2 separate regions of the Homo sapiens genome follow, and region 2 is linked to region 1. A link is an interaction called in ENCODE POLR2A ChIA-PET data of the cell type or tissue named here. Cell type or tissue: GM12878. All regions are shown on one strand. Links, peaks and the distances in the headings refer to the core of each region. The heading gives the core; the rest is flanking DNA. Region 1 holds the start of LOC105377468 (a long non-coding RNA gene). Region 2 has its middle 5.8 kb from the start of LINC01095.

The links. Peaks named below come from ENCODE experiments on the same cell type or tissue, not always from the same donor. Only the 100,000 strongest peaks of a DNase experiment are listed, where the experiment ranks them.
Region 2: POLR2A ChIA-PET joins it to region 1 with 5 read pairs; 2 of 35 experiments call an interaction of 5 or more read pairs at or near these places.

Annotation. Positions count from the first base shown.
Region 1 is chr4:146,058,794-146,067,135 of GRCh38, forward strand. LOC105377468 (a long non-coding RNA gene) reads right to left here and starts at 1,204. Exons shown (of 4, transcript NR_188432.1): 1 at 853-1,204; 2 at 271-473. RefSeq lists enhancers at 1,111-1,330, 4,187-4,346. In GM12878, for the core only: no CTCF peak of the experiment used is centred there; DNase peaks (open chromatin) are centred at 548, 1,278 and 4,568; H3K4me3 peaks cover 1,877 bases; H3K27ac peaks cover 4,375 bases.
Region 2 is chr4:146,123,501-146,131,842 of GRCh38, forward strand. No RefSeq gene overlaps it. Among named protein-coding and RNA genes, the nearest start is that of LINC01095, 5.8 kb to the left of the region's middle. In GM12878, for the core only: no CTCF peak of the experiment used is centred there; no DNase peak of the experiment used is centred there.

The sequences.
Region 1 (8,342 bases), core at 205-8,204:
CCCTTCTACTTGAGACAGTCTCTTGGCTTGCTTTCTACCTCCCTGACTACTCCTTCTCAATCTCCTTTGTGGATTCTTCCTCTGTTCCTTAATCTTTAATATATGGGCATGCCTCTGATCTCAATCCTCAGACCTCTTTTTTTTCTATGTTCACTAATTCCTCTGCCACCTCACTTGTTTTGTCAATATTTATAGGCTGATGACTTCAAAGCTTATATATCTAGCCAACACCCCTCCTCTTAGCCCCAGACTCCCATATCCAGCTACTACCTGTTTGGGATCTCCAAGCAGAGGTCTAATAGGTATTTCAAACTGCAATGTTCAAAACAGCTTCTGCTCTTCAGAGACGTCTCTATTTCAGCAATTCCTTCCTTCCATTTGTTCAGGATAAAAACATCAGTGTCATATTTAATTAACTCCTCTCTTCCTTTATCCTATATCATCATCATATGCTTTATAATCACTGGCATGTCCTGTTGGTTTCACATTTAAAAAAAAGCAGAAACGGAACACTTTTCAACACTTTCAACATCACTAACTGGAACCCCACTAGCTGGGTACAAGCCCATTATCACTTGCTTGACTTCCTGCAATCACCTCCTAGCTGGTCTCCCTCCTGCTGCCTTAGCCCACCAGTTTATTCTCAACACAGCAGCCAGTCTGATGCTTTAAACATATGATTTAGATCATGACACTTCTCTGCTCAAAACCCTTCATTGGCTCCCTAGCTTATTTAGGATAAAAGCCAGATCCTTATAAAAAACCTCCAAAGCCTGATATAATCGGCCACAGACTACTTCTTGCAATCCACATCTCACCTCTCTCCCCCTCACAAACCCTGGTCCAGCTTACCCAGACCATCTGTTCTTCCACAATGCCAGGCTTGCTTCTGCCCCACCCCAGGCTCTTTGCACTGGACATCCATGATCTGGAGTGCTCTTCCCTCAGCAGCCCATTCCTTCACTTCCTGAGGTATATTCTTATACTTCAAGTAACGAAACAAAAGAGCAGTGCCTTTAAAAATTTAAAAATTTGCTGGAAAATATTTCTAATCTATAATTCTCTTCATATCTAGATTATCAATCAAGTTTGAAGGTAGAAATTGCATTTTACAGCATGCAAGGTCTCCACAAATTTCCCTTCAATTTCTTTTTCCGGAAGCTCCTGGAGGATGTGCTCCACCAACATGACATAATAACCCAAGAAAGAGGAAACAGGGCATCCAACACGGAAGAGAGGCAAGGGGAATTCCCAGGGTGATGGTGACAGGAAGTCCTGGGGCCATAGCTGTGCATCCAACCTAGCAAGAGGACAGCAGGTGCAGGAGGAAGGTAGTCAAGGGTAAAGAATGACACTGAGAGATTGCCTGATGCATTTGTTCATGTGAAGGAGACCGATACAGTTTTGTAGAGCTTGGAGCTGATACATGAGAGTCACATAGAAAAGCAGTGGGGTGGTTTTCTGTAGGAAACAAAACAATTAGACAAGAAAAGATAAAACATGATCACATGCCCCAACTGTTAACAATATTTTCATGGTCATAAGAATGACTTCAACCAAAATTGTGTAGTAACCCTATTGGGACCATGTAAGGAGTACAGATGCTCCTTGATTTATGATAGGGTTACGTCCCAATAAAACCATCGTTAAGCAGAAAATATTGTAAGTCAAAAATGCATTTAATACACTAACCTACCAGGCGTCATAGCTTATTGTAGCCTGACCTGCCTTAAATGTGCTCAGAACACCTACATTAGCCTACAGTTGGGAAAATTACCTAACACAAAGCTTATTTTATAATAAAGTGGTGAATTTCTCATGTAATCTATTGAATACTGTACTGAATGTGAAAAACAGAATGATCATATAGGTACTCGAAGTGTGGTTTCTACTGAAATGTGTATTGCTTTCACACCATCATAAAGCAGAACAATTTAAAGTCAAACCATCATAAGTTGGGAACCATCTGTATAGTGTGCAAGGGGGATGGAGTAGAAAGAAAGCTGGAGACTCAACTTCCAGATTAGAAAGCTAATACATTATGTCTAAAAGCTTAAAGATAGAGGCATAGCAATGTAATAATGTTATTTAAGAATATGAAGGTAAATATAGAAGTGATGGCTGAAAGATTTGAAAATGTTTCCTCTGGGAGCAGAAATCAGGATAGAGAGGGGATGCTTTTTTCTCTTTTAAATTAAAGACTTATAATGATTGACTTTTGTAAACTAAGTACATGAATTTCTTTGCTAAAATTAAAATAAAATCAGAAATAAATAGAAAGAATAGTTCTCCAAACTACAATAAAAAAGAAAGTCATGAATCATACTTAATTTAACTGATATGTAAGTGGTATAAATTGCTCATACAGAAAAAACAAAAAAATTATTTTCAATTTGTTCTAACCCTGTGAACATCTTCTAACGTGTTCTACCTATATTTCTCTTTCCTTTTCTCTTTCCTTCCTTCCTCCTTCTTCCTTCCTTTCTTGGCTTTTCTTTTCTTCTTTCTCTTTCTCTCTCCTTTGTTTCTTTCTTTCTTTTTCTCTCTTTCTTTCTCTTTCTTCCTTTCTTTTTCTTTCTTTCCTTTCTTTCTTTCTTTCTTTCTTTCTTTCTTTCTTTCTTTCTTTCTTTCTTTCTTTCTTTCTTTCTTTCTTTCTTTCTTCTTTCCTTCTTTCTTTCTTTCTTCTTTTTTTGAGACACGGTCTAACTCTGTCACCTAGGCTGGGGCTCAGTGGCATCATTATAGCTCACTGCAGCCTTGACCTCCTAGACTTAAGTGATCCTTCTCCCTCAGCTTTCTGGGTATGTGGGACCACAGGTGTGCACTACCACACCCAGATAATTTATTTATTTATTTATTTATTTATTTATTTATTTATTTATTTATTTTGGTAGAAACAGGATCATCCTATGTTGCCCAGGCAGGTCTCAAACGCCTAGGCTCAAGCAATCAGTCCTCTTCAGCCTCCCAAAGTGGTGGGATTACAGATGTGAGGCAACGTGCCCAGCCTCTCCTTTCTTCTAGGAAGTATATCCCCTTTGTTTTACAGATTTGCTCCTTTTGCATTTGTGTTTAACTGTGGTAGCATCCCATCTCCTATACATAGGGGTTGGCATATGATTCCATCAAGCCAGTCTGAGTCCTGTCTTGAAAGTTTTTGAATTGAATAGAGGAATGGAGCTTTGTGAAAGCAACCCCAGAGCTGTCAGCAGGTATGTCTTCTGTGTGAAAAATCCTGTCTGCAGTAGATAGTAGGCAACAATGACTCAGGCACAGAAATCTGGGGAAGAAATAAAGAACGAACTTGAGAGTGGGAGAGAAATCTAGAACTGACAGCATTCAGGTTTCTGGTTCTGGTTGTCCCCAGCTACTTCCTTGCATATCTAGCTCACGAGCCAAGAAGCCCTCCTTTTCTGCTCATGCTGTTTCAGGTTGCATTTATAGCAACTTCTAAAAGCACAATGTACATGTGTGTCAAAGGCAGCACTACAACACACCTTTATTGTTCCCCTACTAAGTGTGGGGCATTAAGTGCTTGACACTGGGTCCATCCTCAAAGAATTTGAGAAATCAGGACACAAAGACAAATGGAATCCTGAGGAGCCTCAAGTGCAAGAGGAGCCATGTAAATAATGAGTGCATTCAGAGGGAGGAACAGTAATGGAGGAGTAGGGAACCAGATTAGAAAAGGAGGTGGCCTTGGAAGGGAGAGGAGAGAAACGGGAAGTGTATTCTAGGCAGGGAGACAATGAGAGCTGGGGTTGCAAACTCAAAAGCTTACTAGTGCTGCAGGGCAGGGTGGCTCATGCTTATAGTCCCAGCTACTTAGAAGGCTGAGAAGGATGATTGCTTGAGCCCAGGAGTTTGAGGCTCTAGTGAGCTATAATCGTGCCACTGCACTCCAGCCTGGGAAACAGAGTGAGACCCTGTCTCCAAAGAAAGAAAAAAGAAAAAAAATTTAAAAGCTTACTAGAGCCATGCATCACATGAGTCAGGCTGGGGTGGTTGTGGGGAGCACGTGTTCCATTTGCACAGGGCTCCTGCGCCCAACAATGAATGCTGCCAGGGGAGGGCCCAGTCTTACCAGGACTTCCAATTTTTCAGGAAAAGTGAGAAATCTAAATTTTGTTGTGAAATTGGTGATGTTTAAATGTTGACAAGAATTTGTAAAAATCAAAACACTATATGAGCCAAACATACCATGTCTATTGGCTGGCTCTGGGTAGTGGTCCTTGGGTGAAAGACTGATGCTGTAAGCAAAGGCAGGGCAGAGGAAACATGTGATTGTGTTTCTAAAAAGAAGACTGGGAGCAGACGGTTGTATTGAAGAATAGTAGAAAAGTTTGGAGAGTTAGATGGGGGCTTTGAGCCCTGTTAACAGGTTATTCAAGAGACATGTGTGCAGAGAAATATTTTAGGAAGATATATTTGGTAGCTGGGTGAAGGATGAGTCAGACATGGAAAAGACTAGAATACTGTTTTATTTAAAGACATGATTTTAAGGGTTTGGTACTTTTGTGGTTTTTTTAAACTGTAAAATGGGGTCAAAGTTATTCTCATGTGAAACTGTAAGGTTTTCCTCCTTTAAGTCTGAAGCAGAACTGATCTTTCTGTTAACCTCCTGACAGAGCAATATTGGAACAACAGGGGACTCAGTGGGGAGATGGAGGGGAAGGCTTTCACTGTGCAACACTTGGAGTAGAGTCTAACCACATTCTTGCTGGACATTGCTATACTCTCCCCCCAAAGTCTCTCTTTGATCTCCATCCACTGAGTCTCCTTCCCTCTCAACTCTGTCCCCCACCATCACTACCTATTTAATCCTCCCCACCAGTGGAGTTGCAGCAGCCATGGAGCTGAGCTATCTAAATGCCCCTTCCAAAGTAAATCTTCCATGAGTTCAGTCAGCCTTCAGTCTCCAGCTGTAGTACCTTTGGGATTTGCCATAGGGTGCACACCGAGGTCATGCTCCCCATGGGCTGTTCCCAGTCAATAACTGAGCAGGCAGGGGTACTAGAGCTCATCATTTTTGCCCAACGTGGGACTCTTCTAATGGCCAATATTTACTCTGAGGTTCCCCATTGTACTGGCTGATTTTCTCAGACTGCACTTCAGTTGGAGCCTCTTCTTATCCAACCCTTCTTCCTTCCTCATTTCCTTTCACAGATGTCAGAGCCTACTTCTGCTCCCTCATCCCTTTACCTTTCACAGCTGTTTTGTCCAATAAATCTTTTGCCCTTCTAATTCCATCTTGGCATCAGCTTCCCAGACAACCGAACTGGAACCAGGATTAATCCAAGAAGGCAGGTAGTCAAAGAGGTTTGGGGACAGGATCACTCACTTTCTGGCTAGTAAGGTAGATCTCCTCTGGAATGGAATGTGGGGCATGGATAATCTTTGGCACAAGATGGTGGCCTAATTGCTAAAACTTTCATTGGTGGTGATTCGGGACATCAGGCCTTCAAAAATTATGAGGGGAACAGTGTGTACAAAGACAATGGACTTGATGGGATTTTACTAATTTGTTTTATGCCCTGCAAAGGGATTATGACAAATGAACACTAAAAACTATGTGTGAAAAACCAAAAGCCATTTTAAAAAATGGGAAGACCTGACAGATGCCAAATATTGGGAGGAGGCTTCAATAGCTCCCAAACAAGAGATATGGATGGCAAATAGGCACATGGAAAGATGCTCAATATCATGAATTATTAGAAAAATGCAAAATCGAATAAAATATCACCATATATGTATTATAGTTTTGATGGCAAAAATTTAAACTACAGATAGCACAAAGTCCTGACGAAGATGTGTAACAAATGTAACTCTCATAGATCACTGGTGGGAATGCAAAATGGTACAGCTATTTTGTCAGTTTGGCAGTGTTTTTAAATTATCTGAAACATACACATTATCATGTAACCCAACAATCCCATTCCTGGCTATTTACTCAGGATAAATGAAAGCATAACTTCACACAAAGACCTGAATGTGAAAGTTTATACAAGTTTTATTCATAATTACCCAAACCTGGAACAACCCAAATGTCCACCTAATGAGGAATGGATAAACAAATTGTGATGCATCTATACTATTAAAAACAAAAGGGAATGAACTACTGATGCATGCAGCAACATGAATGACTCTCAAATGTGTTAAAATGAAAAGAGGCAGGTGCAAAAGACCTCATGAATGATTCCATTTATGTGATACTTTTAAAAAGTCACAGAGACAGAAATCAGAACCATGGTTGCCAGGGGCTGGGGTTGGCAAGAAGATTAATTAAAAAGGAGCATCATGAAGGAATTTTTTGGGGTGATGCTTATGTTCCTTATCTCAACTGTGGTGGTTGTTACACTAATATATACATTTTTCAAAAACTGATCAAACTATACATCTAAATTTTACTATATGTAGATTTTATCTTAATAAACCTGTGTTTAAAAAATAAGTATGAAAGACAAAGGTCCTTCTTCGTAGCTTTCAAAGCATCCCTTGTCTTCAGAAGTGCAAAGTGGGCATAGCTGAGGTATGAAGTCAACATTTAATAGAGTTGCAGAACTACAAAGACAATGAATGATCAGCCAAGGCAGGTCTGCTATGCTAAGGTCAGGGCCCTAGCTGAGAAAAGCAGGGACCCTGAAACATGGAATACAGACATCTGGGTGAAGAACCCCTGAAGACAGTGACCCTGCAAACTCCCAAGCCATTAGAGGCTACAGAAGTGTCCCATCTCCCACAAGTTTAGAGCTTTGCCCAGAAAGGAGGACACTGCAGAGGCCTATTTTCTTCAACACAACAAGAGTCTCCTTGGTTTACTACCTCTTCTCTTAGTGCCAGATGGATAAACATGGTTAAACCCCAGCACCCCACTTCTGAGGACATGCTGTGCCTGATAAGGGAAGAGAAAGATTACATCCCAAAAAGGCTGGAAGAATTAGCCACCACGGACTGGCAGAAGCCAAGGGAAGTACTCCCGGGATTTGATGTTGAGGGTGTTTGATCAAAGAGGCCAGGATATAAGACTGGAAAAGCAAGACGTTTTAGTCTCGGGACACTGTGGAACATTGGATTTAACACTCTGTCGAGGATCTTAGGAGATAGGCAAATTTACGGCTGGGTGGTTCTCAGAAACATGAAGAAAGTGATGACCCTGCCAGAAAGAATTTTCCAAGGAAGAGGCACTGAATAAGCAAGTAGACAAAAATGACTTGGACAGCCAATATTATCCAGGCTTTGTCATTGGCTACCCCAGAATTAGCATGACCTGCACATGAATGAAGCTGCCATGGAAGCAGAGATGGGTCCAACAGCATGAACTCCCATGATCTAGCTATGGCTGCCTCCAAATGTCCAATCTTCCAACAATAGATACCAATACTGATCCTGCAATATGGCGCTATCTCTTGAGGAAACCAAATTGTCATTTGGTGACAAGTTGACTACATTAGGTCCCTTTTATCATGGGAGGGCCAGTGATTAATTCTTATTAGAATAGGTAGCTATACTGGTAAAAGTTTGCATTTCTTGCCTTCGGAGGCTCAGCCTGCTAAGCTTCCTATCTGAGAGTTTATGGAACGTCTGTTCCACAGGCATGGAATCCCACATAACATAACATCTAACAGGATACCTACTTCACACTAAAGGAAACCCTTGACCATGGGGCCAACTTGTTCTACCACAAGCCACATCATCCAGAAGCAGCCAGCCTCAAAGAGCACTGGAATAACCTTCTAATGGCCCAACTTCAGCACCAGCACAGACACAATACTCTGTAAGAGTGGGTATCATTCTCCAGGATGCAGTTTATGCACTGAACCAGAGACTTGTGGAGGTCTGTCCTCAGGTATGGAGCTGTGTCGCCATTGAGAAGTATGCATGGACCCAGGAACCACGGGGCACGAATACCTTCTTTTCTACCATCTTCTCATCCATTCCAATGACTCACAGGGGTCATTTCACTTCATGGCTGCACAACTGTGGGGGCTGTGGGGTTAGAGCTCCTGGTCCTCAAAGTGGGTGCACTCTAGCCAGGCAGAAAAGCCAGAGTTCCATTAAACACAAAATTAAGGCAGCCTTCCAGGGCACCTTGGGCTCTTTGTGTCCAGAGACCAGCAAGTTAGAAATGACCATCCTGGCAGGAGTAATCGATCTCGATCAGCAAGAGGAGGTAAGAACATTTTTATATAATGGACAGAGTCATTGCGTACATATAGAGCTCAGGTAACCTACTTGGGTGCCTCTTAGTAGTCCCATGCCCACTTGCAGTGTGAAGGGACCCCCTTGTATAGCAACTTTGGCCAGAGATTACTAGGGCTCAGCCCCTGCAGTAATGTGATCTG
Region 2 (8,342 bases), core at 83-8,082, 65 kb after region 1:
TAGACAGCAATTCTTATCCTGTCATGGATTTATCTTATTATTGACAGCAAATTTGGCTGGCATTTACCAGAATTGATGCTTTACCCAGCCCCATACCAGAGCTGGAACATAAAATAGGCTTATACCACACTTAATGTCACTCACGTATTTCCTCTGTTCAAAGTCACATCCCTTTTCTGATCTGAATGATGAAGGAGGACGTTTAAAACATAGACATCTCTATGCTTTATTATAGAGTAGTTTGTAAGTACTGTTTACAGTGCCAACACATGAGGAGGCAGCAGCAACTACTTTAATATGATTAAAGGTAGCAGTATTTGCTACAACAAATGAGTTCTAACATTGGCCACCAGAGTTGTTTTTTTTTTTTCTTGGTGTCTGGCTTACTTTCTACTTAATTTGTTCAGGAAAACACCAGGTCAATTTGTATTATAAGAATTTGCCTAGCTCACAAATGATCCCATAAGGAGTGGGCATTCTATTTTTTCTAGTTCTGATGTTTCTGTAATCTTTTTAAGACATGTTGTATCATAAAGCTTAATGTGCATCTCATTTCTTTAAAGTCGCTTGAGGGATGAGCTATCAATGAGAATCTGGAGATGTATATAGAAGCAGTAACCATTAAAGGTTGTGTGAGTAACTGGGCTCAGGGTATGCAAATAGGCAAGGAGTGGGATGCGCCCCTCAGTGAGCAAGTTCGTGGTTGTCTGAAGCTACTGCGACGGGGAGCCTCTTGGGGTCAGTGGAGAGGCTGATGAAGCAGAGACAACTCCAGAAAAGATGATGCCTGCCACTGAGGCCATCGGGATGATGGTGGGAGGAGGAACAGAGTCCACCTTACAAAAGAGGAGGAAGAAATAGGGCCTCTTGAAAGGAAAAGTCTTTCTAGCTGGCCATTGACTGTGACTTGGAAAAAGGCACAGGACCAAGAAAAGTGAGTCAATGCTCTTCTCTCTGCCTGGAATATATCCCCATCCCTGTACCTAGTTAACTCCTACTCCCCCTGCAGTTCCCACTTTAAATGCCACTTCCTCTATAGCTGTTAATGTTGTCCTTTTTTTTAGTACTTTTCTTTCATAGCACTGTTCACAGTTTACAGTGATATATTATTTGAGTGTTGATTTGAGAGATGGTGTTGATTTAAATGATTTATTAATCATTCAGTAAGTGGTTATTGTACACTTACTTTGTGTTGAGTACATAAGGTGTTAGAGATATTTGGTGAATGACAAAATAAATGAGTGAATGATGTAAGAATTTGATTTCCAGGGACCCAGGGCTATTGAAATCTCCAGAAGAAAAATGAAGAAACCAGTTTTGCAAGACAGCTTGATGTCCCTGGGGAGGAATTTTGTGTATCAAATAAAGGAAGGCTGGGTGCGGTGGCCTCATGCCTATAATCCCAGTACTTTAGAAGGCCAAGGAAGGAGGATCACTTGAGCCCAGGAGTTCAAGTCCAGCCTGAGCAACATAGGGAGACCCCATCTATAAAAAAAAAAAAAATTAAAAAAATTAGCCCAGCTTGGTGATGCGTGCCTGTGGTCCCAGCTACTTGGGAGGCTGAGGTAGAAGGATCATTTGAGCCTGGGAGGTCAAGGCTACAGTGAGCTGCACTCCAGCCCAGGCAACAGAGCAAGATCTTATCTCAAAAATTAAATTAAATTAAATTAAAATTAAAATAAATAAAGGAAGACCTTCTTCAAGAAGGGTCAGAGGTAGAACCTAGGAAAATTGTAGAAATCTTAGAAACTGTAGAATAGAAAAGGCTGGACTGGCACGTGAGCCTGGAGGTTGTACTGGGGAGCAGCTTTTGGGAAGGCTTTGACAATTCCACCAGGCCCAAGGCATAGGAAGAAAACGTAAGTTCTTATTAGACAAGAAATCAAAGTATTTTGATTTTAAAAATAGTTTTCTCCATAAACTGGGCTAGACAACTCCATTTTTGTCTTCTGTTATTATCCAGAAATATGAAGGGCTTGAGATTTTACCCTACTTGCAAGGTAACACATTGGCTTGTCACAGCATGATTGCTGGCAGAAGACATGAGACTCCTAGATCAGAGACACAGGATTTTATTACTCATAGAAAGCAAGAAGCATGAACATCAGCCTATTTGTGTCAGTTATCCTTGCTCTCAAGTCCTATGAGAGAGATTCAGATAGGCCCAGATAGATGCCTGTATATGCAGTAGGTTGCCTTACAGAAGAGAAACCCTGAGCTTAGGGAACTTGAATCTTTTATATTCGGCAATAAGCATGTGTGATCTTTTCTCCAGAAGGTGACATACATTACCTTTATCATTCAAGGCTGTAAGAAAATCTACATTTTTCTCTGGAGGGAGACATATCTTTAAGTTCCAAGGCTGTACGTTGTGCAAATATCCTTGAAAAGATAGTCTGAAAGAAAGGGCAGTCAATATATGTTTTCAAGATAGTCAGAAATGTAACAGGTCAATAGAAGGTTGTCCCCCAACAATATCCACACTTTCTTCTATACTGTAGTGACTTCTGGAGAATTTTCTCCATCAGTATGCCACTTCATTGGTTAATCTGAGTAATCTGACTGACAGAGGCTGGAAGCAAATTCATTCAATATAATCTCATACAGCATTTACGAGGCCACTGTGAGGCTACCACAGTTAAGGCTACTATTAACAGGATGAGAACAACCAGTACTGACCTCAACCATGATCCCCAGAGTTACAGGCCAAATAGCTAAACACATCTCATAAACTATCCACATCTACCTTAGAAGTCAGGTGGCTTTCTCCTTAAGTTTCCACATTGATGGCCAGAGGCATTACTCCAGGTACAGCGGGATGCATTACTGATTGCACAGATTCCTCCTTGGCTCATGATGAAGAAATCTAGGGCAATTTTGTCACCCATAACAACTCTGACCAGTGAGTTCAGGCTAATCTAAATGCCTTCTGAGGCTCAGATGGTAACACTGATTACTTCAGCTAAAGTCAAAGACAATTTTTTTTTACTAACTTTTCTAATTGGAAGACTCCTGACAATCGATTTCAAAGTGTGCATAAATAACAAGTTATCTTTCCAAGAAGCAACCCCAAGTAACTAAGGGTGGCCTCATTTTGGAGAGATCCCTACATCATATGAAGGCTACATGATCTACTGATGGTGTTTCCTTAAACACTTGAAGGTCTCTTATGACCATCTCTCCAATCCCTAGGTGGAAATTTCCATATTTTGGGGAGGAATGCAAGTTAATGCCTGGCTTCCAGCTAAAAGTTGGTACTGGGAGTGCAGCTGGTACCATGGAAAGAATTTTTTTTTACAACTGTTGGGGACCCCCAAGTGGGACCCATATCAGTTGGGAGCCACAGGTTGATAATGCCTCAAGTGTGGTTCCTAGTCAATTGGTAAATCTTAGAGTTCACAGTCTGGTTCAAATTGAGTCTAGTTCCTGTTTTTGGAGAAAAGATTATCTATCTATCTATCTATCTATCTATCTATCTATCTATCTATCTATCTATCTAATCTATCTATTGTTGCATAAATACAGCCATGTGCTGTATAATATTTCTGTCAACAACAGACTGCATGTTCTGATAAACATGTATAATAGATAAATCTTATGGGGCACAGCAGTGGCCCCATAAGATTATGATACTGTATTTTTACTATGTTTAGATATGTTCAGATACACAAATCCTTACCACTGTGTTGCAACTGACTACAGTATTCAGTACAGTAACATGGTGTACAGGCTTCTAGCCTAGGAACAATAGGCTATATCCTATTACATAGGTGTATAGAAGGCTATACCGTCTTGGTTTGTGTAAGTACACTCTATGATGTGCGCACAACGATGAAATCACTTAATGACGCACTTCTCAGAATGTTTCCCTGTTGTTAAGTGACGCATGACTATATATAGATTAAAAAATCATGTTGAAGAAATATCCTTCTAGCCTTGTTTTGTTGAGAATTTGGTCTAGAATATCTTTGAATTTTACCAAATGCTTTTGAGCATCTGTGAAGATAATCATATGGTTTTTCTCCTTATATGTAGTAATATGGAAAATCACATGAATGATTTCTAAATATTGAAATTTTCTTACATTCTTAAACCCTAGTCATGGTGCATTATTATTTCAAGATACTGTTGAACTCTATTTACTAATATTCTATTTATGATATTTTTATGGAGAGTCATCAGTGAATTTAGTATGTAGTTTTCTTTTAGGTGCAATTTGTTAGCTTTTGCAGTGTTGTACTCACTTCAGTTAAAGAAAATGGATGCTTTCCTTCTTCTATACTTTGTGAACAGTCTCAAGAGCATTGGAATCATCTTTCTTTAGAAATTTACATAAATTGTTATGTGAAACTGTCTAGAAACATTTTTAAGGGGTCTTGAGTTAGATTTTTCACAACTTTGTCTATTTTTAAGATAATAAATTAATCTGGTGGATATCTTTTCTGAAATCAGTTTCAGAAAATACAGTTTTCTATGTAATTATCTATGAATATGTATCTTTATAATGAATTACACCCTTTAGCATTATAAGGTGCCTTTCTTTGTTTTGTTTAATCCTTTATGATCCAAGTTCACCTTTTCTGATAGTAAAATCATGACCCCTGACTTGTTTCTGTTTATATTTTCATGGTATAACTTTAACCATCTTTTAATTTTTAACCTTTGCTAAATGTCTATCTTTTAAGCATTCTTCATATGCACAACACGGAGTTTAATTTTCTTTGTGATCCAATTTTATAAACTTTTTCTTTAATAGGTGGATTTAACTTATTTACATTTCTGTCATTTTTTAATAGTATGCTTTCTATTTCTATGGCTTTAAAAATGTTTCTCCACTATTTGGGCTCTTTGTTGTTTTGTGTGTGGTTCTGCTAATAATTTGGAGGATTTGTATTTTTGATCTAGAGGTTACTTTTATAAACAATAGATTATAAAATGCACTTCATCTTATTTTTTTTAGGTAGAAGAAAAATTTGAAGAGTACAAAAAAGAATGTGGTCTGTATATAGTATTTAGAATTTATTAATGTTTTTCATGGCCTGGTACATAATAAACTTTAAAAATATCCAATAGGGATTTGGAAAGAATGCATAGTTTGTATATTGGGTAGCTTGTTAATTGCATATGATTTAAGTTCTCTATAGTGTTCCTCTCCCTACCTCTGACCCTTATCCTCTCTCTTAAGATAGCCAATGTCAACAGTTTTCTTATGCATTCTTCCAGGAAAGTTATTTATGTATTTAATTTAATATGCAAAAATCCTTTTAAATATACAAAAATTAGATTATTTTATAAACTGTTTTATCATCTGCTGGTTTTAATTTAATATAACTTGGAGATACAGTCATAGCCACACATGTAGATGTACCTCATTCTGAATAGTTCTTTTTTAAAAAGAATTATTAAAATAATATTTTCCCCCATGTAGTTAGATTTATTTTTGACATATTTTGTTCTTAACATCGAGTTTTCTTGCATAATGATCAGAGAATGTGACTATATATAATATTTGGAGTTTACTGAAATTTCTTTCGTGGTCTGATACACAATAAAATTTATAAATGTTCTGTGGGGATTTGGAAAGCATGTGTAGTTTCTGTGCCTTGGCTAGCTTGTTAATTATTTGTGATTCAAATTCATTATAATTTTATAAATTTTTGGTTACTTCACCTGCTGAGGTTTGAGCAGTATGAGTCTCCCATTATGATTGTGGTTTTGACAATTCTCCTTGCATTTCCAACTTCTTGGTTTTTACATATATTTTGATCACTGTTGTTCAGTTATAAAATAGTTATTGGCTATTTTATCTTCTTTATGTATTGTATTTTGAAATCAGTATAAAAGATCTCCTATTGCACTATTCAATGATTTCTCCATTAAAAATATATTTAAGACAATTTTTTACAAGTTGTTTAGTTTACTTTTGGCTGATATATCTTTGCCTACTTTTTATGTTCAACCAGTGACAGTTTGCTTTAAGTATGTTTCATGGAAATAGCACATCGCTGGATCTAACGGCAATAAGAAGTCTGCAGGGTGTATAATGGGATTTTTTTTGAGTCTCCCAGATTTAAATCTAAATCTTGGCTCCACCACTTACTGGCCATGTGACCTCACGCAAATAAATGATTACTTCTCCAAAACTCAGTTTCCTTATTTGTGAAATGCGACAATAATAGCATCATATTAATTGGAACTCTGAATTGTAATAAAAATGAGGTTACAAAACAAAGGAAAATTTCTGTGCATAGGAAGCAATAAAAACCAAACCATGAAAAAAGGATGGGCTAATGCTGCCTTTTATTTACCCTTCCTACAGCCCAGCTTTTTCTTGCCTCATACCTCGAATTGTCTGTCTCCAGAAAGGGCCTGCCTCATGCTCCCTGTTACATTCTAAAATCTCAGGAAAGAATTCTTCATCTCCCTGGGGCTCATTTGAACCCCATCATTCAAGTTGGGGAAGAAGCATTTCCTAAGGAAGGGGGAGAGAATGCTGGGAGACAAAGCAGTCCACCCTGCAGGATGAAGTGAGGCCCACAGGTGATAGACATAAAAGCCTCTCCACAAGGTAGGTGCTCAGTAAATGCTAGACCTCACTGCTAGAGATCTCTGCTCTTCATAATCATCGTTTCATTTAAAAATGGAGTTTGCTTCAGTGAAGAGGGCTGTTTTCCCCTAACCTAGTCATGAAGAGGGAAACACTTCACAGCATTTGCTTTCATGCTGGATGGCTATCATTTATCTATGAGATGATTCCTTCAAGAAACAAACCTCTCAGCTTTACTGCTCTTTAAAAACTGGACTCTGAAATTAGTACTGAGCATCCAGTTGGACGAAACCCCACCCTCACTCCCTGGGCCAGCTTCTAAGATCTAGGTTATGCCAGAGATATCATATTATAAAATCCTTCCATCCTTCTCAGCCTATCTTCCCATACACATAGGGCGGGCCTGATCGTAAAAGGCAGCAAGCCCATGCAGTGGAATCCCCACATCATACAGCCAAACAGGCTGTTCGTGAAGCTCCCTCTCAGCCCTGCTTAGGTCTATGGTACAAGTCTTACTCAATTTCCTAAAAGAGTGTGACACCTGACCTCTGCTGAGCATCACACAAATTCACCCAGTAGAAGTCAGACCTCACCATCTCATTATCTTTTGCAATGGATATGGCTGTCAACCTGGGTGCTGTGACAAAGAACAATTCATCAGAGTTTTGGAGTGATAAACATGATTGGAGGCTTTAGCTAAAACGGTGAGCAGGAACACAGAGGAAGCTGAAGCTAAATGTAGTGAGGGCTGGGGGGAGTTAAGCCTAAATATAAAAACTAGTTCTCAAAGGTCCTGTGTCCCTTAAAGGTGGGACACAGACCCAAGGTGCAGGCAAAGCCCAGACTTCACATTTTCAGATGGCAGCTGGTGGGACCTCGCCAACCAGGGCCCTCACGGTATGGCTTCGGGCTGGTGACCAGGGAATTCATGGTGGGGCCTGGTAAGTGAGCGGCAGGTGGCAGAATGGCAGGCCAGCAGGTAGGAGCTCCATACAGGTCAGTCCAGCAGAGGCCTAAAGGGCTGAATGGGGAAACCAGGCGATTCCCACCCACACAAAACATCCTCCAGTCTCACTGTGATCAAGCTCCCACCCCATTGGCAGGCCCTGTAAGTTATCTTCCAAAAAAAACCCAAGTCAGTTTTCTCTTATCCCTTCTCACTGCTGCCCCCAGCCTCATCTAAGCCACCTGTACTGGCCTTCAGCTGGCCGATAATGAAATCATTCTAACAGTCCCCCTGGCTTCACTGCTGCCCTGCTCTGATCCATTCTCCATACAAGATGGAATGGTGTCGTGAAAAAACATATATTAGATCATGTCTGCCTAATCTCATTGTACCCAAAATCACATCCTCAGAACTTCCAGCAGCCTGGAAGGCCCTGCTGGGCCCGCCACTGGCTCTGTCTCCAGCCACATCTGTGCCGTGCCCCCATGGCTGCCTTTGCACAGCATCCAGGACACACCACAATCTTTCCTACCTCCCAGTGCTCTCACTGCCCATTTCCTCTGCCTGGAACACTGTTCTGCCTCTTCATCCCACGGCAGCCTCACCCTCCCTTTGCATTTTATCACTGTGTTGGTGAGCCCTTCCTTGACCTCCCTTCTAAAGCAGCCTCTGCTCGTGCCTCCACCCTTCCCCACTGGAGCCCCTGTTAATTCCTTCATAGAATTTATCTCACAACACATTATATTGATTTGTTTATTGTCTGCCTTTGCTATGACAGGGCACGCGTTGTGAGGGAAAGGACCATATTTTTCTTCACTGCTCTGCCTCTTGTGCCTCACCAGCCTGTGG